Regions from separate parts of the Homo sapiens genome. Here all the other regions are linked to region 5. A link is a contact called in ENCODE Hi-C data. All regions are on one chromosome and are shown on one strand. The core of a region is the stretch at or near the end of the contact, and the rest is flanking DNA. Distances in the headings are between cores, read along the strand shown. Region 1 holds the start of ZNF527 (zinc finger protein 527). Region 2 holds the start of ZNF383 (zinc finger protein 383). Region 3 holds the start of ZNF568 (zinc finger protein 568). Region 4 holds the start of ZNF585A (zinc finger protein 585A). Region 5 holds the start of ZNF45 (zinc finger protein 45). Region 6 holds the start of ZNF345 (zinc finger protein 345). Region 7 holds the start of ZNF570 (zinc finger protein 570).

The links. Hi-C counts contacts between places; a loop is a spot of excess contacts on that map. Pooled maps may share reads with other maps.
Region 1: a loop to region 5 is called in a pooled map, with 10 times the contacts of the local background. The contact joins the promoter of ZNF527 here to the promoter of ZNF45 in region 5. A Hi-C loop is called at or near these places in 5 of 50 pooled maps.
Region 2: a pooled map shows a loop between it and region 5 (10-fold over the local background). The contact joins the promoter of ZNF383 here to the promoter of ZNF45 in region 5. A Hi-C loop is called at or near these places in 4 of 50 pooled maps.
Region 3: a loop to region 5 is called in a pooled map, with 7 times the contacts of the local background. The contact joins the promoter of ZNF568 here to the promoter of ZNF45 in region 5. A Hi-C loop is called at or near these places in 5 of 50 pooled maps.
Region 4: a loop to region 5 is called in a pooled map, with 11 times the contacts of the local background. The contact joins the promoter of ZNF585A here to the promoter of ZNF45 in region 5. A Hi-C loop is called at or near these places in 5 of 50 pooled maps.
Region 6: a pooled map shows a loop between it and region 5 (27-fold over the local background). The contact joins the promoter of ZNF345 here to the promoter of ZNF45 in region 5. A Hi-C loop is called at or near these places in 7 of 50 pooled maps.
Region 7: a loop to region 5 is called in a map of gastrocnemius medialis, with 20 times the contacts of the local background. The contact joins the promoter of ZNF570 here to the promoter of ZNF45 in region 5. A Hi-C loop is called at or near these places in 1 of 168 maps with a recorded cell type or tissue (gastrocnemius medialis) and 13 of 50 pooled maps.

Annotation. Positions count from the first base shown.
Region 1 is chr19:37,369,838-37,372,537 of GRCh38, forward strand. It overlaps ZNF527 (zinc finger protein 527), which reads left to right and starts at 1,262. Exons shown (of 5, transcript NM_032453.2): 1 at 1,262-1,389. RefSeq lists enhancers at 632-771, 792-841, 1,012-1,321 and a silencer at 1,352-1,661.
Region 2 is chr19:37,216,597-37,219,463 of GRCh38, forward strand. It overlaps ZNF383 (zinc finger protein 383), which reads left to right and starts at 1,618. Exons shown (of 6, transcript NM_001387601.1): 1 at 1,618-1,678. RefSeq lists an enhancer at 1,244-1,733.
Region 3 is chr19:36,914,888-36,917,587 of GRCh38, forward strand. It overlaps ZNF568 (zinc finger protein 568), which reads left to right and starts at 1,445. Exons shown (of 7, transcript NM_198539.4): 1 at 1,445-1,704; 2 at 2,692-2,700. It overlaps ZNF829 (zinc finger protein 829), which reads right to left and starts at 1,404. Exons shown (of 6, transcript NM_001037232.4): 1 at 1,124-1,404; 2 at 243-364; 3 at 78-135. The coding sequence starts at 280. RefSeq lists enhancers at 1,040-1,089, 1,150-1,529.
Region 4 is chr19:37,171,293-37,173,992 of GRCh38, forward strand. It overlaps ZNF585A (zinc finger protein 585A), which reads right to left and starts at 1,403. Exons shown (of 5, transcript NM_001288800.2): 1 at 1,335-1,403. RefSeq lists enhancers at 1,304-1,493, 1,335-1,629.
Region 5 is chr19:43,934,011-43,936,891 of GRCh38, forward strand. ZNF45 (zinc finger protein 45) reads right to left here and starts at 1,272. Exons shown (of 10, transcript NM_003425.4): 1 at 914-1,272; 2 at 416-684. It overlaps ZNF45-AS1 (ZNF45 antisense RNA 1), which reads left to right. Exons shown (of 3, transcript NR_184050.1): 3 at 1-1,804.
Region 6 is chr19:36,849,351-36,852,218 of GRCh38, forward strand. ZNF345 (zinc finger protein 345) reads left to right here and starts at 1,526. Exons shown (of 3, transcript NM_001242472.2): 1 at 1,526-1,618; 2 at 2,480-2,554. It also overlaps a transcript of ZNF790 not described here. RefSeq lists an enhancer at 1,049-1,288.
Region 7 is chr19:37,467,951-37,470,650 of GRCh38, forward strand. It overlaps ZNF570 (zinc finger protein 570), which reads left to right and starts at 1,406. Exons shown (of 5, transcript NM_144694.5): 1 at 1,406-1,607; 2 at 2,354-2,437. The coding sequence starts at 2,405. It also overlaps a transcript of ZNF569 not described here. RefSeq lists an enhancer at 1,081-1,580.

The DNA of each region.
Region 1 (2,700 bases), core at 12-2,511, 6.6 Mb before region 5:
AGACCTGGGTCAACAGTACAGATGGAGGTCCCCAGCCAGTCCCCTTCTGTTCCCACTGCCATCCTTGTCCCACATCGTAAGAGGTCTTCTATTCCCACATGTGGACACTCCAGCTTGCATATCTAAGCTCTGTCTAGCCTTACCAAATTGCTCTCATTTGGCCACATTTTGTGGATAGGCAGCACATTCCACCTTTGGAAGACAGATCAAGGGAAGGGTCTTTGGACACAGAGGAGATACAGGCTCTGGAAGCAGGCTGGAGTCCATTTGAACAGGAAATCCTGGGGATTTGGATACCCAGAGCATGGTCTGAAAGAAGGTTGTGAGATCTTTGCAGGCATGTTTCTGCCTATGGACTTTCACCAGGAAGGAAACTGCTTGACTAGAGGAGGGCCAAAGTGTGGCCTTTTGTATGTTTAATAATATTAAAATGTTAAATATATTATTTTGACCAATTGAGAAATAATAATAATAATAAAATAGGCCGGGTGCGATGGCTCATGCCTGTAACCCCAGCACTTGGGGAGGCCGAGGCAGGTGGATCACAAGTTCAGGAGATGAAGACCATCCTGGCCAACATGGTGAAACCCCATCCCTACTAAAAATACAAAAATTAGCTGGGCGTGGTGGCAGGTGCCTGTAATCCCAGCTCCTCAGGAGGCTGAGGCAAGAGAATCGCTTGAACCCGGGAGGCGGAGGTTGCAGTGAGCGCCGAGATTGCCTCAATAAAAGATACCACAGACCCCGCCCATGGCAGGAGATGGGGGTGAAGGAACAGTAAGACCAGGAGACAGTCAGATACACATCGGATCAGTGGTATCCTCACAGTAACAGAAACGGTCACCCCCAATGTCAGCCACAGTCTCTTTCATCCACAATCACTTTCACATTCAGCTACCCACAATCACGGGACGTGATTTAAAATACAGAAGCTCCCTGCACTGACAAAATCCGCCGCTCCTTTCGTCGGCAAGCATAAAGGTGTGCAGCAACAGTCACACACGAACCACCACACCCAAGCATTCAACCAGTCAGCCCCGCGCGCAGCCTGGCCGCTTTCCCCAACACAGCAGCTCAAGGTCACTGGAGAGCCTACGACCGCACACAGCCCTCTCCGGTACCTGCCCCCGTGGCGCAGGCGCGCAGTGGAGGGGGCCGCGGGGTTCTCTGGGAGATGTAGTTCAACGATGACGGCCGTGGCGCAAAGCGTTCTGGGGCTCGTGGTTCGCGGGGTCCATGGGGAACGCGGTGTCGCTGGTTCAGATCTCGCAGAGCTCAGAGTCCTGCATGCCTCAGTCCTCGCCTCGCTCCTCCTCGCGGAGGATTCTGGGAGGTGACGTCGCGGGTCTCGGTCGCGGGGCCCGTTTGCAGAGCCCGCGGCGCCGGGAGGTGAGTGGGGCCGGGCCCCGGGCGGGAGCGGGAAGTCAAGGGCGGGCTCCGGGTGGCCCGGCCGCGCCAGGGATGGGAACCCGGCAGGAGTCGCTGGGGAGGCCGTGTGTGTTTCACTGTATTACCAACTATGTGACAGGCTGCGGGTGTGACAGAATGTGATCTTGTGTCACTGTGTGTGTGTGTTTGTGCGCGTGCGCCCGCTTGTGTGTGACTGTAACCATCTGTGTCTGGGGGTGAAACTGTGAATATGTGTGTTTGTGTGTGACTGTCTCTGCAGGTGTAGCTGTGTATGTGTTTATGAGAGACTGGGGTGTGACATTGTGTGTTTGTGTAAATGCATGTGTGTGGTTATGTGACCACCTGTTTCTGCGGATACAATTGCGTTTGAATGTGTGTGACAGCAAGTGTGATTGTGCGACTATGACCATCTGTCTCCGCAGGTATAGTTTTGTATCAGTAATTGTGACAAGATGTGTGACTTCTGTGGTATGCTACTTTGTGTGTGATTGTGTGTGATTGTTTATCTCTGTTGGTGTAGTTGTATGTTACCATCTATCTTTGTGCTTATGTGGCTGTGTATTGTGTGAGATTATGGGTGTGTTTGTGTGACTCTATACATTTGTGATTGGGTGAGAATTTGTGTGTATATATGAGATTGTGGGATTGATGTATGAAGCACAGAAATATTAGAATTACCCAAGTTCACACAGTTAACAAGTGACAGCACCAGAACTCAAACCCAAGCAGTTTAGCTCTAGAGGTCTCGCTTTTTTTTTTTTTTTTCTCTTGAGATGGAGTCTCACTCTATTGCCCAGGCTGGAGTGCAATGATGCGATCTCGGCTCACTGCAACCTCCGCCTCCCAGGTTCAAGTGATTCTCCTGCCTCAGCCTCCCAAGTAGCTGGGATTACAGGCGCGCACCACCACGCCCAGCTAGTTTTTGTATTTTTAGTAGAGACGAGGTTTCACCATGTTTGGCCAGGCTGGTCTCCAACTCCTGACCTCATGATCCGCCCACCAGAGCCTCCCACAGTGCTGGGATTACAGGCGTGAGGCGCTGCGCCCTGCTGCAGTTTTTATGGACAATTTCAAGCTGCACTACACTAAGGAAATAACTGCTAGGGACTGAGTTGCCTAGTGCAAAGTAGTCCAGAATTAGGGGGTGAAATTAGGGGGTGATGTATACTGAATTCTAGGTCAACCACAGTTGTCCCTTTCTTTTCTTTTCTTTTCTTTTCTTTTTTTTTTTTTTTTTTTTTTTGAGACAGAGTCTTGCTCTGTCCTGTAGGCTAGAGTGCAGTGGTGCAA
Region 2 (2,867 bases), core at 368-2,867, 6.7 Mb before region 5:
CAAAAGAAGATAAAAGAATGGCAAATAAGTATATGAAAGTATGCTAAGTTCATTGACATCAGGAAATGCAAATTAAAAACATAATTTGATACTACTGCTCATTCCTTAGAATAGTCAATAGATGCCTGATGTGGGGTTTGGGAGGTGGGGATTGACTTAACAATGTGGGGGGCAGAGGGCGGTGAATAAAAATATTCTATATCCGCCGGGCGCGGTGGCTCACGCTTGTAATCTCAGCACTTTGGGAGGCCGAGGCGAGCGGATCACGAAGTCAGAAGTTCGAGGTCGGGAGTTCGAGACCAGCCTGTGAGCTCGAACCCTGTCTCTACTAAAAATACAAAAATTAGCCAGGCATGGTGGCGGGCACCTGTAATACCAGCTACTCGGAAGGCTGAGGCAGGAGAATCGCTTGAACCCGGGAGGCGGAACTTGCAGTGAGCCGAGATCTCGCCACTGCAGTCCAGCCTGGGTGACAGCTAGACTCCAACTCAAAAAAAAAAAAAAAAAAATTCTATATCCAGTAACACTAAGGATAAATGCTTGAGGGGATAGACACCCTATTTTACATGATATGATTCTTACGCATTGCATGCCTGTATCAAAACATCTCATGTACCCCATATACAACTACTATGTACCCACAAAAATTTAACTAAAATGCTTAAAAATTTTTTAATTTTAAAAAATATTCTATATCCTGATTACGATGGTGGTGACAAGGGTTTAGACATGCGTTGAAGCTTACCGAACAGTTCACTTAAAATGAGTGCATTTTATTGTATCTAAATTATTCTTCAGTAAAGTTGATTTTTAAAAAACATGCACACAAATATAATTTACAAACTATAACATTAGCTCGTTTATGGTGTACCATTCAGTCACTTTTAGTGTATTCAGAGTTGTGCAAACATCATTATCTAATTCAAGAAGCTTTGCATTACCCCAAAAATGAACCCTTTAGCTATTACCAATCACTCACAGTTCCCCCTAATCCTGCTAGTCCTAAAAAACTCTAACTTACTCCTTTTCCGTAGATTTGACTATTTTAAATATTTCCTATAAATGCAGTCATACAGTATGTGGCTTATCCACGGATGAAGGCAAAAATGACGATTTAGTCAGTCTAGCATTCTCAGAGAGCGTTATAACGCCTAGTACAGTCCGGGGTCCTGGGTGCGTTCTGCACTGAGTCGGCTTGGGGCAGGAAGTCATTTAAGCGACCTCCTTCCACTTGCCCCAGCGCCTCACCCCTTCCTGCTCTAGACTACAGTTCCCAAAAATCCTTGCGGCTCTAGTCAACATCTGGCCCGAAGCTGGCGACCTTTTCCTGTTTCTCAGGGAACTCCCTGGGGTTGGCCGGTACCATGGAGGAAGATTGTCTTCAGCGTGCAGGGCCAGCGTCCTACGGCAGTTTCACTCTGAGCCTGTGTCTGGATCACGGAGACGCGGGGTAGCGGTTCGGAGTGCGGAGCAGGGATGTCCCCGAGCTGTGCAGCTGCAAGAACCCGAAAAAACAGGCGCCATCTTCTCGGCGCGGTCCTACTCCGGACTGTATTTCCCAGAGGCCCCCGCGAGTCCAGGGCAGCCCCTTCATTTGCCTGCTGGACCCTCCGCCTCAAGGGTAGGGGAAGTGCGCGGTGAGCGGCCTGGGTCTTGCAGGCTCGGCTGGGGCCCGCAGGTACGTGCATGGGAGTTTGAAGGGACTGACCAGGCTGGTCTGGAGTGTTGGGCATGTATGAGTGTGTCGGGCATGTATGAGTTGGTCGGGCTGATAGAGGGGGTGGTGGGGAGGCGGGCGCGAGGCGTGGGCTTCCGTGTGTGAGTGTGACCTTATGTGACTGTGCCTCTCTGTGTGCGCGGGTGTGATTGTATATCCTCGTTGTAGTTGTGTAATTGTAACAATGTAAGGCTGTATGTGTAGGTATGACTGTGTCCCGTGTTGGGACTGTGATTGTGTGTGGCTGTGTAACTTTGCGTGACATTTGTGGAGGGTGTTTGTGTGGAGAGAATCTGATGAGGCTGTGACTGTGTGTTAGTCTGAGGGGTGTGTGTAATTGTGTTTGTATGACTGTTAGCAGCACTTAAGTGTACTGGATGCCTTACTGAGTAAATCTACTACCCAGAAATAACCCAGTAACGTGAGAATGTGAGAGTGTGACCATGTAACTTTATGTAGCACTGTGTCTGCGGTTGGAAAGTGCGTGTAATCGTGCCGGGGTGATATGTGTGTCCTAGTGGTCATTGTGTTATTTTGAATGTGTGATTGTGTGTAGTGCTCAATAGGGGTCCTGGGGAGGGGGGAACTGTAACTTTGTGTGGCTCAGTAGTGCGTGTGGTATTGTGACTATCTGTAGCACTCTGGTTCTGAATGGTGCTATGTTTGAGGGGTCTGTAAATATGCTAGTGTAACTTATCCTCAAGGTAGATGTGGGACAATGATTGTGTGACCATATATAGTGTTATTGTTTGGGTGAGGCGTGCCTGTGGAGGTCTATGTGGGTCCCCATGGTGGCTGGGTGACTGCAGCATTGGGTAGGGGGTGCTTGTGACTGTCTTTGTGACTCCAGCTCTCCCTGTGAGGTCAGGACAGATTCTCGAGAGGAGAGACCTCACCCCTCTGATACCAAGAATGCTCATGACAGCCTACACTTCTCTGTTTTTGTTTTGTTTTGTTTTAAGGCGGAGTTTCGCTGTTGTTGCCCAGGCTGGAGTGCAATGGCGCAATCTCGGCTCACCGCAACCTCCGCCTCCCCGGTTCAAGCAATTCTCCTGCCTCAGCCTTCCTAGTAGCTGGGATTACAGGCGTGTGTCACCACGCCCTGCTAATTTTGTATTTTCAGTAGAGACGGGGTTTCTCCGTGTTGGTC
Region 3 (2,700 bases), core at 195-2,694, 7.0 Mb before region 5:
AATTATAGGGACCTATAATTAAATGACATTCCTTTAAGCAAGAATTTTCAGAAGAAAAAGAGGAAACCCCAACACACCTTGGATACTGCTTGTAGAAGTTCATCATGCATTCTTTCCTCCTCTTCTGGGTGACACCTGGAGAAAGGTAAAATTGGGAGAGGGAAGAGTAACTGTGAGACACCAGGTTTTTCTTGGTACCCAGATTAGTCAAGTAAGAGTTCTTCCCCAGCCCCATTACCCACCACACATGAGGAATGGAGATCAGAGGAGAATGGGGCATTCTGTCCAATTCCAGTGGCTCAGGGGAAAGGTTGTGTTCACTGCTGTCCAGGGTTGGAATCTGACCAGACCTCAGAGAGGTTTCCTAGAGACAGAGTTCTGGAGTCACAATCGCATAGTTGACAGGACCCCATACTCATACACAGAATGCCACATACATTTAGGGACAGTCACACTTAAGGCGACATGCACGTCTCACCTGCCCACAAGGAGCCACACACGGCAACACAGTTACAATCACATACACACCATAGGAAACACACAATTACAGCTGCACAATCGTAGGCACCCCACACTGTCGCAGAGTCACAATCACACATCACCACGGGAACACACAGCCACAACCCCCACAGTGACAGGTATCCCATATCCGCACATAAGCCGCAGTGTTATTATCTCCCAGACAATTTCACAACCTCCCCTCTTTTTTTGGGGGGGTGGGGTGGGGTGGGGACAGAGTCTTGCCCTGTCGCCAGGCTGGAGTGCAGTGGTGCGATCTCGGCTCACTGCAACCTCCGCCTCCCGGGTTCAAGTGATTCTCCTGCCTCAGCCTGCGAGTAGCTGGGATTACAGGCGCGCGCCACCATGCCTAGCTAATTTTTGTATTTTTAGTAGAGATGGGGTTTCACCATGTTGGCCAGGATGGTCTCGATCTCTTGACCTCGTGATCCTCCTGCCTCGGCCTCCCAAACACAACCTCCACCTTTCAGGCCGCTCCGCCCGCAGGGGCCCAAGGCGCCAGCTCCCCATCGGTCTTCGGTATCCTCACCTAAGCCCTTTCCAGTCATCCCGGATGGGAACTTGCAGACCTGAGCCAGTTCTCCTGGGGACCAAAATATCTCACCTCCCAGATCTAAGGGTCCCGCCAGGAGTGACGAAACGTTCGAATTCCTGCGAGAAAAGTGGCAGGCCACCAGGCCCTCTGGGAAATGTAGTCCAGAGCGGGACCCACGCCGATTCCTGTCAGCTCCTCGCCTGGGCCCACCCGAAACGGCTGCTCCCTCAACTCTCAACATCCAGCCGAGCCTCGGAGTTGCGGGTCGCCGTAGCGCTGCGCAATGGAGATGAGCCTCCCGGGGAACCCGGCCCAAGCCTCACCCTCACACAGGAAAGCAGATGTGTTCTGGCCGGAAGTTGAGTGGGGCCGCGGGGCCTGCTGGGAGGTGTTGTCCTCGGAAACGTCGCTGGCGCGGAGGGATGGTTCGGCGCTTTAGGCGTCTGTCACAGACCTATCTGCGGGTCGCCTTCACCCAGCATCTCAGAAACTGCGCGCGGGATGAACATTCGGGTGTTTCCGGCAGGTGACGCTGCCGAGTCCCCGCAGCAGGGGGCGAGCAAGGGACTCGCGGTTGACGGGACACGGATCCTCTAAGGCCCAGAGTGTCCCGAGTAGCGGCAGTGGGGAGTGCTCAGGGTACGCTAATGGTGAGTGGTTGCAGTTGATGGGACAAAAAACTGTGATGGGAGTTAGTGTGGGTGTGTGGTTGTGTGTGTGAGTGTGACGGCACGAATAATCTGATGGGGTGATTGTGATATTTGGTTGCGCGGGATTATGATGAAATGTGTGATATGTGTGTGATTATGATTAAGGCTGTAGCGAGTGTGAACGTGGCGAAGTGTGCGTGATTGTAATATGTCTAGTAGTTCTTGTCTTGAGCTGGCTTTTCTGTAGCATTTGGCACAGTTGGTAACGGCTTGAAAAACACTTATTTGTTTTCTACTGATCCTCCCTCCTTGTTGGCCACTCCTCTGTAGTCTTCTTTGCTGTCTTTTTTACCCTAGTAGCCCTTGGCCCTTTGTAATTTTCCACTATTCCTTGGCGAACTTTTCAGGTTCATTATTATCTTATGACTTGCTGCTTTTATGTATGTTAGTTAGCTATTGCCATGATAATAATTATGTCTAAAAACCACCCCTGAACTCAATGCCATACAACAGCAAGTCCTTACTCTCCTGTTCACAGGCTTGCGCATTGACTGTGTTCAGCTGATCTAGGTGGGGCTTGGCTGAGTGGATAGGCTGCGTGACGAGTTAAGATCTGCGCCGCATGTGTTCTTTCAGGGTCTCAGGCCAAAAGGACATTTGTTGCCAGGGCATGCTCTGCTCCTGATGGGTCACCAGAGCGCAAGAGAGATTGCCTCAACCAGAGCAAGTCACATGGCTAAGCCTAAAATCAATTATGCCCACAGTTGGAGAGCAAAGTTACCTCGCAAAGAGTATGAATAATAATCTATTAGAGGGTGTGAGGAATTGGACTAAAATTCCAGTCTACCACCTTAAGAAACATACCTCTTTATCCTGGTGAATGCCTTTTAGTCCGGGTTCTCTTTTGTCTGATAATATTGCTTTTCAAGTTTTATTGTATTTCTTAAGAATTTCATTTTCTAACCCCCTTGTGTCTTTATGTTTCAGATCTGTGTC
Region 4 (2,700 bases), core at 153-2,652, 6.8 Mb before region 5:
TCAGATACTTTTGATTAGATGATATTTCCTAACTTTATGTTAAAATATACCACAAAAAAAAGTAGGACAAAAGATATGAAAATTCACAGAAAAGGAAACAAATGGCAATTAACCAAATAAGATGCCAACTTTAGTAACTGGAAAATGCATTGGAGCAATTAGATATAATTTTCCCTCAAAATTTTAAAAACTTTTAAAATGCAACAATATCCACTGCTGGAAAAGCATCTGGGAAAATGAGTTATTTTATAAATTGTTGGTATAAGCTTGAATTGTTATATTTTGAGCTACTTAGTCATATCTATAAAGTATTAAAAATGCACATATGCCGGGCGCAGTGGCTCACGCCTGTAATCCCAGCACTCTGGGAGGCGGAGGCAGGTAGATCACCTGAGGTCAGGAGTTTGAGACCAGCCTGGCCAACATGGTGAATCCCCGTCTCTACTAAAAAATACAAAAAATTAGCTGGGCGTGGTGGCGGGTGCCTCTAATCCCAGCTACTCTGGAGGCTGAGGCAGGAGAATCCGTTGAACCCACTAGGCAGAGGTTGCAGTGAGCTGAGATCGCGCCACTGCACTCCAACTTGGGTGACAGAGCGAGACTCCATCTCAAAAAAAAAAAAAGTGCACATAGTTATTCCTAATAATTTCACATATATAAAGCAGAAAAAGAAGGACAAATGGACAAATAACCTTTCCAGAGTTGAGTACTTTACCTTCCTCTGTAATTAAGCAGACAAAATAATCTGTGAGGAGACAGATATATTTTTTGAATATATGCTTAATTAATATCTATAACAATACAATTAGAGAACATAGTACACTGTTTCTATGTAATAGATGTGACATTCATGAAAACTGACCACGAACTAGGTCATAAAGCAATTTTTCAATTTGACCATTAAACAGACATTACTTTAAAAAGGAACTTCTAAATAACTCATGGATCAAAGAAAAAACCACTTAGATTTGAACAATTTTTAATACAAAGATTCACCAAAACTTGAGAATTTTTATATTAAAGAAGACTGAAAATTAAAAAGCTGAACTTTCAACTCAGGTTAGAAAGCAAGCTGATTACAGTCCTCACCGATCACCATAACTGACCCTACAGGCTCTGTCACTGACCACAGACTCCCATCACTGACCCCCAAACCTCAATCACTCATCCCAAAGAGCTCCATCAATGACCTGAGAAATCCGTCACAATCAACAACGGACGCCACAGAACCCCATCACCGAAGCCTGAAACCGCAATCACTAACTCCACAGGCAACCTCGACACCCCCTATTACTGGCTCCACAGAAACCCCAATCGTGATCAACCAAAATCACCTCAAAGATTTATCGGTATTGGAATATGAAAATACTCCTGACACCAGCGGCAAAAAAGCCTTGGAAGACCACTTCCACTTCCGGTCCGACTTCTAGCACCTCCCCTTTGTAGGCTGTTGATATGGCGCATGCTCTGAATAAACTTGGAAGCCAGTTTCCTCGAACAGTCAACAGGGCGCAGACACAGCGCACAGGTTCCGTAATGTGGCGCTGTCCGGCAGAGAACATGGCCGCGCCCTTATGGTGTTTATTCGCGTGGGCCGCCATTTTGAAAGCATATCCATTCCGTAGAGCAGAGGAATTGGCCGCTGGCAGGGTTTCCTAGAGCGAGGCAGGTATAGTTACATAGGATGCTGGAGTGTGACCCTTGTCTGACTAGGCTTCTATTTCGGAGGAGAAAGTTACTGGAAATGTGGGTCTGGTGCTGTATGTTATATTTAGAAAAGCTAAGTTACCTTTCTGAATACAGGACACTGAGGATAATAATTACCAGGGAATAGAGGAGCCAGGGAAAAATCACCAAGTGAAGGGGATCCTGGGAGAAACCACAGGCAGATGATAGGAGGAATCAGGATAGTACAGTCCATTTTTTACAGACGCCATTCAGGGAAAAGGTGGAAAGGTCACTAGGGGAGTCATCTCTTGAGTGAAACCACCCTGAAAGTCTGAGAGACATCTGAATGAGTAGTAGGCTGCAGGAAGAGTGGTACAACTTTTAATGGGAGAAACCGCCTTGGGAAATAGGGTAGAAGTCCAATAGTATTAATACAATCCTCTCCTGGGAGATACCACCAGAGGAGGGAGGAGAAGTCCGGGCGTCCCCTTCTGAAGGGCTGGGTCGGGTGGGAAGGTGAATAGAGATTTGAATCACCCATTACCCTCCACACTAAATACCTCAAGTGCAACTATAGTAGGCAGCAATAATAACAACACTAATAGTCTTTAGTATGGCCAACGTGTTACTAAAAGCACCTAAAGAAGACTGTTTTTATTTACCTTGAAGTTAAAATATAATTAATAACAATCGCCTTACCATGTCAATGAAGCTTTAAGTGCAGTCTCTGACCCTTAGCTTCTCCTCTGTGGAAATTCTGAAACCTCCTTACTCCCCTTTTTGGAGGGTGTGGATGAGGAGTTGTAAAGATACAATTCCTTTCACTTGGTGAACTCCTAAACATGATTCACAGCTCAGCTTCTGACAGGAAGTTCTACCTGAACAGTGGTGGGAAATTACTACCCAATGTGTTCAGTTCCAGCAGGTGGGAAACTTGTTTTCAGGGAATTGAACCTACACTCTGATGTGGGCATGCTGGATGCCTTCAGGCCAGTTATGTCTGTCTCTGGGACTCGGCTTAAAAATATGTTT
Region 5 (2,881 bases), core at 22-2,521:
TGATTATTTATATGGATCATTTATCTATTTTATTTCCTAATTCTAAATTGGGATTTCAAACTGTGAGACCAAGGGTATTCAGATGTAAGGAACCCAAGTCTAGGACACAAATCCCACTGTTCTTACTAGCACTGTGATATAGGAAAGTAAATTAGGCTCTCTCCATTTCCTCATCTGTATAATTGGTGTAATAACAGTACCCATATCACAATACCCACATCACCTTTGTAAGGTGAACAGAACCCACAACACAAGGCCTTTGTGAAGGTTCAGTGTGTTAGTTTTTATAAAGCCCTCAGAGTGATACTCAGCACCCAATGTTTAACTAGTGTGACTAATATTCATGTCACATTTTCTCCAATTATACAATAACGGAACACTTCTGTAGCAGAAACATTTGCAAGGAATGAAATACCTTCTCGCACTCGGAACAGAAGAGGAAGGTGAATGCTAGGTCCTGTCACAGTGGGGCTCTGCTGCCAGAAGCCAGGATGCTCTCCTTCCTCCTCTCCCGCAGCATTCTTTCAGAAGTCAGGGCAGGGGAAGGAAAGGAGGCTGGGAGATTGCACGATCTTGTCTGAGATCCTGGAAAATCCACAGAGGATAACTCCAGACGCCACCTGTTGAGTGATGCACTCTTTCTTAAAAAACGGGTCAGGCATAGTCCAAGAACAGCCTCCTTTCCTGCAGGAATCAGAAAGAAGAGCCAGGCGCTTGCTGAAAAATGAATATTTTTTATTATGATAGTTTTAATATTAACGGCCGACATGTTGCCACATTCCTGTACTATTCCATACACATTTTACTTGTACTATATTACTAATTGTCAAAACAAATATATAAGGTTAATATTTCCTTTTGCAGAAGAGGAAACTAAGACCAGAAACTAAGCACCGAAAGATTAAGTTCTCACCCAACGTTACACCGCTAGGAAGCTACAGAGCTGTGGGAGGTGGGGGAAGGCGGGTCGGGCCGCTGAGAGCCCAGGAGATCCTCAGACGCCTCCCCATTCAGGTCCACTTCCAACCAGGGGACTCCCGAACCGCCCCGAACGCAGCAGCTCCGGATACAGTAAGGCAATCAGCTGCCCAGCCATTCAACTCCGCCCTCCGCTGCTCGCCGCAGCGTCTTTTCCTGCTGACCGAAGTGCGAGCCCTGCTGATCCTACGACCAAACCATAAAAGTTAAAACAGGTCGCGGGGTCCCAGGACTCACTCACTTCCACGAGAGGAATGAAGGCCGCGCTCTCAACCTCTTGCCGCGGAAGTGCCCGGGAGAGCAGGGAGCTCTGGAACTACATTTCCCAGCATCCCCGGGAGGAACGGAAGCCGCTGCCCCGCCCCCTGGGCGGAAGTGCGGGCTTCGACTCCCACGGCCGAATCTTATTTCTCAGAATCCCCAAGGGGAGCGGGCTTCGTGTTCTCGTCCTCAAATAGTCGAAGTACCACCGAACCCACTGAGCACTGGGGTATAGGTTCCTATTTCCCCAGGGGAGCAAATAACAAAGCCGCGCTTTCCCAGAGCTGAAGTGCCCCCAAAAGTCTGGACCACACGTCCCAGAATCCTCTGTAGGGCTGAGCTTCCCGCCAGCCTGCAATTTTCCTTTTGAATTAGCGGGGGGAGTCTAAGTCATTGCTTGTAGAGCTCAGCCTGCTTTTTCCTTTTGCCATTGTTCCCTTTTATACGTGACAGAAGTTGCGAATATGAAAAAAAAAAAGGAAAATACAAAGGAATGCTATGTGTGAGCTAAAAACAGAGGTAATAAAAGAGGTGGCCAGAGCCGCCCAGAGCAACAAGCCTTTTATAATATGGGTATGGATTCATCTGTGATTAAAAATGCTCAAAAAAGGAGATGCAATCATCCAGCAGGACATGAAACAAAAGCAGCAAAATTCTCCACTTTTCTTGCGCTTAGTTTTCTTTCATTCGCAGGATACTGAAGAAAGTATTATAGTATTGAATAGGCTCTATCCTATATAAAATCTTGAAAACATTCAGTTCAGATTAAGGAATCACATCACTTCTTGCTCTCAGAATCAGGAATCTGTAAAGGTGTCTTATGATTTGCCAAAGTGTCTATGAATATTCAGTAAGGAGAGGGAGGTGAAGTGAGGGATTAAGACATGAAGTGCAAAAAATACAGAAAGCTATACTATTCACTTTTCTCCTAGGTAGAAACTAAATATTTTTCCAAGTTTATTATGAAAGGGTAAAGAAGAAAAAATGGAAGTTGACTACATAGGAGTAGCTGTAAACATCTGAACAATGTTCAATTTAGGCTGAGGCAGGAGACCAGCAGGGCGTGATTCCAAGATCAGATAAGAAACCTGCTGAAACCAGCAAGTGATGGAAAGCAACCTGTAAGTTCCCTTTGCTACCTATCAGTATAAGACACTCCCACCAGCGCCGTGACGGTTTATAAATGCCATGGCAACACCTGGAAGTTACCAACCCCTTTTCTAGAGATTTCCGAGTAACTCACCCCTTAATTTGCATGTAATGAAAAGTTGGTATAAATATACCCAGCCAACAGCCCATATGCTGCTACTCTGGGCACACTGCCTGTGGGCTAGTCTTGGTCTGCAAGGAACAGTCACTGAGCTTTTAACACTGTTGATTCGATAAACCTGCTTTCTTCCGCTGCTGGCTTGCTGTTGAATTCTTTCCTGAGCAAAGCCAAGAAACTGCCCTGCATCAATGCCATTTCAAAATCTGGATAAGTACTCTCTCTACTTTAGTAAGAGGAAGAGAGAAATGTAATCACCCAATGGACTCATCTTGCCCACTGCCCAGAGAGAGCCAATTTATCAAGACAGGAATTGCAATAGAGAAAGAGTTTAATACACGTAGAGCTGGCTAAATGGGAGACCAGGGTGAAGAC
Region 6 (2,868 bases), core at 276-2,775, 7.1 Mb before region 5:
ATTGATTTCCTCCTAGCTCCCCTTTCTGTCAGTTTTTTAATTTTATATTTGTTTTCAAATGAGTCCTCACATTGATTTTAAAAATTTAACAAGAGTATAGTGAAAAGGAAGTTCCCCTTTCACTATTTATCTTCCCCATATGCATCTATTATGACGGGTTTCTTTTTTAAACTACTTGGAGTACTCATAACTGATTTTGTACTCTAGTTCAGAAGAAATGTCTGAATGTTAAATGTTTACATAAAAAATGCTATTTTATTATATCAGTAATGGAGCTTCCCCCCTTTAAAACTGCTGCACCAGGAAGATACAACCTTGTTATCACAATTTAAAGAGAAAATGAGACTTGGAGGTTCAGATTCCTCCACAGTCATAGTATCAGCTACCCACGCAGTGACCCACATTCAGGTGATTACACACACTCATACACAGATCCATACACGATCTTGCCCCCCCCACCTCCACACACTCAATATGACCTCCCCACGCCCAAAGCTGCACACATCTTGACCTCACTTCTCTCACACACACACCAATCTGACCCGCACGCGGTTTCTTTCACTCAACTACCCAGACACCCCTCATCCCACCAGCACAAGCAGGCCCACCGCGGTCTCACACACACTCGAGCCTTCCTTTGCCCAGTCTCACATGCATGACTGGGATCGCGGATTTGTCCCCTTCCGACTCCCCATGCTGGTTCGGTCCCAGACGCTCAGGTGCCACATTGGGGTGCGCTCTCCCGGCTCCTCCACACGCTACGCAGCTGCCCGCCTCAAGAGCGTCTGCGTGCTTCCAGCGTTAAGTGGAATTCCAAGCAGCCTCCGGGGCACAGTTAGTCTGGTCACTGCGGCCAGACTGCCGCCTCAGGACCCAGAGAACGCAGCACACTTTAGTTGGGCCCATCTATCCCCGGCGAGGCTTGGACTACGTTTCCCAGGAGACCCTGCGGTCCAGTATGTCTCCCGAGGAGGGGCGGAAGCCCGGGAGCCGCCCTCTGAGGCTGGGCGGGGTGAAAGAAAGCTTGCCCCAGAGGACTTAAACAGGCAAGAAGGACTTGGTTAAAGACTATTGCAATAGTCAACTTCCAATACAACAGCAGCTGGAGATTTATAGCTAACGGGCTGGGTGAAGGAGTTAAAGGATGCTAAATTACTAAGAGGAAGTTAAGTATCAAGAGTGGGGGGATTGTTACTAAACTGGCTTAGCTGGATTCTTGCTGAAGTGCTGTTCGCAGGCTATGGAGGAGGCCTGGCCAAGCAAAAAGGGCTCAGAGGAGCCTGACTAAAGCTTGGTCTAGGGACTCCTTGTCAGGTGAGACTCCCGGAAGGCTCCGATGGGCAGCTCACCTCAAAGAGATAGTTTTGTTGGTGCCAGAGTCCGCGCCAGGGGAATCGGGATGGCTGGGCTGTAGCTTTCGGCAACCTGTCGCTTTCTGGACTACACTTCCCAGAAGCCTCTAGGCCCAGGGCACTCTCCCGCGATAACTAGATTGTCTCTTGAGGAGTGGGCGGGATCTTCCCGCGGATTTGGGCAAGCGGCCTTGGGGCTTTGTGAGATAGCTAGGGTCGACTTGTGTGGATTCTAGTAGAACGGAGCTGACCCTATCCGAACAGGCGTAAGTGAGGCGGCTCGGAGCCTGGCGCGACAGGAACTCCCGACCTGTGTGGGCTGCGTGGGGAACAGGCTAAGGAGCGATTGTGAGGAGTGTGTACGGTTGTGACTGGGGGCGTGTGTCTGTGCGACCGTGTATGGAACTGTGAGGGCGGGGAGGAGGACTTTTTGTTTATGTTTGTGCGGGTGTGAGTAGAGTTTAATTGTGACCGGGTTGGGCACTGTGTTTGCGAGTGTGAGGTTCCTGGACCGCGGTTGTGACTGTATGTCCCCTTGGGGTGTGTGTGTGTGTGTTTACTACCATTTGCCGAACTGTGTGTAGTATGCCTTAATTTTGAGGTTTGTGGCTGCTTCCGTGTGTGTGTGTGCGCGCGCGTTGGTGATATTGTTGATGGAGGGTGCGTGTGAATTTGTTGTCATTGTGACCCCAAGGTGTATGTCACTGGGAATTTGAGAGATGCCCACGGACTCTGTGGTTGTGTCCGTGTCTACCCCCGTGGTGTGTATGAGTGTGTGATTGTGTGTTGTGTTTAGGTTTGGGGTGCCTGTGACGTTTATGTCCCTGCGGTGTGAGTGAGTTTGTGTGACTATGTGTCCGTATAGCCAATGTAGGTATGGGGAGTCTTTGTCTTTGTGACTTCAGCCATTGGAGACCCCTGTGAGCTCAGGGACAGGTTCTGCCCAGAACGGCATTGACCCTACCGTTGTCTGTGATGCCCGGATTAAGCAGGATGCCCTAGACTTCTCTGACCTTCCTCTGTAGGTGATGGGCAGTAGGGGCTGAGCAAAGATAACTTCTGACATAGTCAAACCAACTCCCTCTCAGAAGAACCTGATGTTTCCTGACTGCTTTCTCCTTCCTCAGCCCTGCCCTGCTTGGATAGAGGCCTCCGAACAGGAGTAAAGAATGGCTGTTGAACATCCACAAGGCACCTGCAAGGTAGCTTGTCCTGTCCTCTTGTTTAAGAAAAATCCCTTTTTCTTTGTCAGGACATAGTTGCTTTCCTTCTCTTGAAAATTCTTGCCTATGAGATGACCTGATCCCTGGAGTTTCCATTTTGAGAAAATGTGGTGTCTTCAAACCCCACCTCCCACACCTGATTTTCCCTTACTGATTTGTCAGATGGTTTTAATTTTTCTTTTTCTTTTTTTTTTCTTTCTTTCTTTTTTTTTTTTTTTTTTTGAGACAGAATTACAGGCGTGAGCTGCTGTGCCCGGCCTTATCCTTCTACTCTTGATGGACATTTGTCTTGT
Region 7 (2,700 bases), core at 156-2,655, 6.5 Mb before region 5:
TTCATGACCCGGGATCGTGAGCGAAAAGTAGTGTGGCCAGACCGCCTGACTTCTAAACAGACTTGGCCTTACTAGCTGTGTCATCTCAGACTAGGTACTTAACTTCTCTATGCCTTTCGTGTTTTTTTTTTTTTGTTTGTTTTGTTTTTTTTGAGGCAGAGCCTCACTTTGTTGCCCAGGCTGGAGAGTGCAGCGGCGCGATGTTGGCTCACTGCAGCCTCGAACTCCCGGGCTCAAGCGATTCTCTGCCTCGGCCTTCCGAGTAACTGGGACCACAATCAAGGGACACTCCGCCCGGCTGATTTTTGTTTGTTTGTTAGTAGAGATAAGGTCTCGCTATGTTGCCCAGGCTGCTCTCGAACTCCTGAGCTCAAGCGATCCTCCCGCCTGGGCCTCAAAAAGTGCTAGGATTACAGGCATGAGCCGCACGGGGCCGGTCTTAATACCTTTAATAAAGAGATAATAGGCCGGACGCGGTGGCTCACGCCTGTGATCCCAGCACTTTGGGTGGGCAAAGCGCACGGATCATTTGAGGTCACGAGGTTTTTGTTTGTTTGTTTTTTAAGACGGAGTCTTGCTCTGTCGCTCAGGCTGGAGTGCAGTGGCGCGATCTCGGCTCACTGCAACCTCCGCCTCCTTTCGCCTCCCAGGTTCAGGCAATTTTTCTGCCTCAGCCTCCTGAGTAGCTGGGACTTAAGGCGCGTGCCACCACGCCCGGCTAATTTTTTTGTATTTTTAGTAGAGACGGGGTTTCACCATGTTGGTCAGGCTGGTCTCGAACTCCTGACCTCGTGATCTGCCCACCTTGGCCTTCCAAAGTGCTGGGATTACAGGCGTGAGCCACCGTGCCAGGCTGAGGGTAGCGGGTGGGAGACTGCCAGGAGTGTAGTGCGCTTGCGCAGTTTACCACCCTGCATCCCCCCCACCCCGCTCCCCTCCCAATTTTTTTCGGGTATCCAGCACAATTCTAGGAATTCGCCTCCCACCCATTTTGAGTAGACGCGCCACTAGCGCGTTCCCACGCACAAACCTTTTCCCTGCGGCCAACCTGCGATTCTCAACTCCCCGCCCTGGTTGCTAAGGGAGGCGCGCAGAGCGCTTGTGCCTGCGCACTTCCACACCAGCCCGTGTAGTGTGACGCTGGGCCCCGTCCCTGTGACCGGGCCAGGCTCGGAGCTGCAGGGAATCCGGACTTTCGGGCTCTCTGGAAGGCCGGGGAGAGGCCAGTGTGGGAGGACCTGGTGGGGAGGAGGCCGTGTTACAAACCCTGCGCGGAGCTGCACCGCTGCTGCCAGACACTGCGACGCCGCGACCTTTTCTACTCCGGACTACGTTTCCCAGCGGACCCCGCGGGAGTTGGGCCGGCGGCCCCTTTGTGTCCTCCGGGGGCGGAGGCAGCTGAGGCGCTTCTTTCCGGGCCCGTAAGGGCTGGGTTCCATCCAACTAAGGGTAGCGGTGAGACCCGAGTGCAGATTCCCCGAGCCTTCGGGGCAGGAAGGAGATCTTCCACCAGTTCTGTTCTGCAGGTCGGGAGTGGGCTGAGGAGTGGCGTGTGGGTCTCCGGAAGCTCGTCGCAGGCCATCTGTGTGACTCCGGTGCGAGTGGAGGTTGGTACCGTTCAGTGCGAGGCTGTCACCCCGTGTGCCTGTCCACGTCCTGTGTGACTGGGTGCGAGGAAGTCAATGGCACCGTGGAATGTGAGGCTGTGAGTTGAGGCGGGAGCGGGCGACTGTTCGCTGCACCTTGTTGGGCCGATACCCGCGGCTTCTTTGTGACTGGGTTGTGAGATTGTCGCTTGTGATAGATACCCTGGTGGCTGAGCCTTGCCGGTATGGGAAAGGGTGCCCGTGTGAGGCAGTCCATACCCATGGCCTCTGACTGTGGCGTGGGTAAGACGGTGGTTGGCACTGTAGTTTTTCAGACTCTGATTATGTGGGGGATTGAGTGAGAGACTGTGTGCCACGGAGAGGCTTTTAAAGCCAGCCCAAGTCATATCAATGTGCCACCAAGTTTCAGAATCACTGATTTATTGGAGAGGAGGATTGTGGGGTCAGGTCCTCTTTTATTTGATCTTGGTGCTCTTATTTGTTAGTTCTGTGTCTTTATGTGAAAACTTACATTCCTCTGAGTCTGTATTTGTAAAGCCTAGAACATCTGTTGTTAACCTAAGGAATTGGGAAATGATTTAGGCATCAGTTAAATTGTATGCAAACAAATTCCTAGGTCTCCATTATGCTCTCTCTATTGGAGGGAAGGTTGCAAGAGGAGGAAAGAGAATCCTAAAAAGTCTAGACTGGTGATTCTGGATGCTGCAAGAAAAGTCTAGTTTCTCATGTTCTTTTCCCCATCTCAGTCATCTGAGGCCACTGCTATTTCCCAAGAGAAGAGCCAGGAGGAAGAAAGAATGGCTGTTGGGCTTCTTAAAGCCATGTACCAGGTGTGTTGGTGTTTTCTCGATTTCCTGAATACCTGTCTGCTTTTCAAAACAAGCAGGTACTAATTTTCCTTCTGCTGAAACGTTTCTGGGTAACCAGTCATGTCCCTTATCAACACTCTCCATTGGATTCCCATCTTATTCAAGATAAACGCGTAAGTCCTTGTCTTGACCTGCAGGGCCCTGCATAATCTGGTCCCTGACTGTCCCTCTGACTTCATCTAATTTTTCTCATCCTGTCTTTAACTCAGTCACTCAGTTCCAGC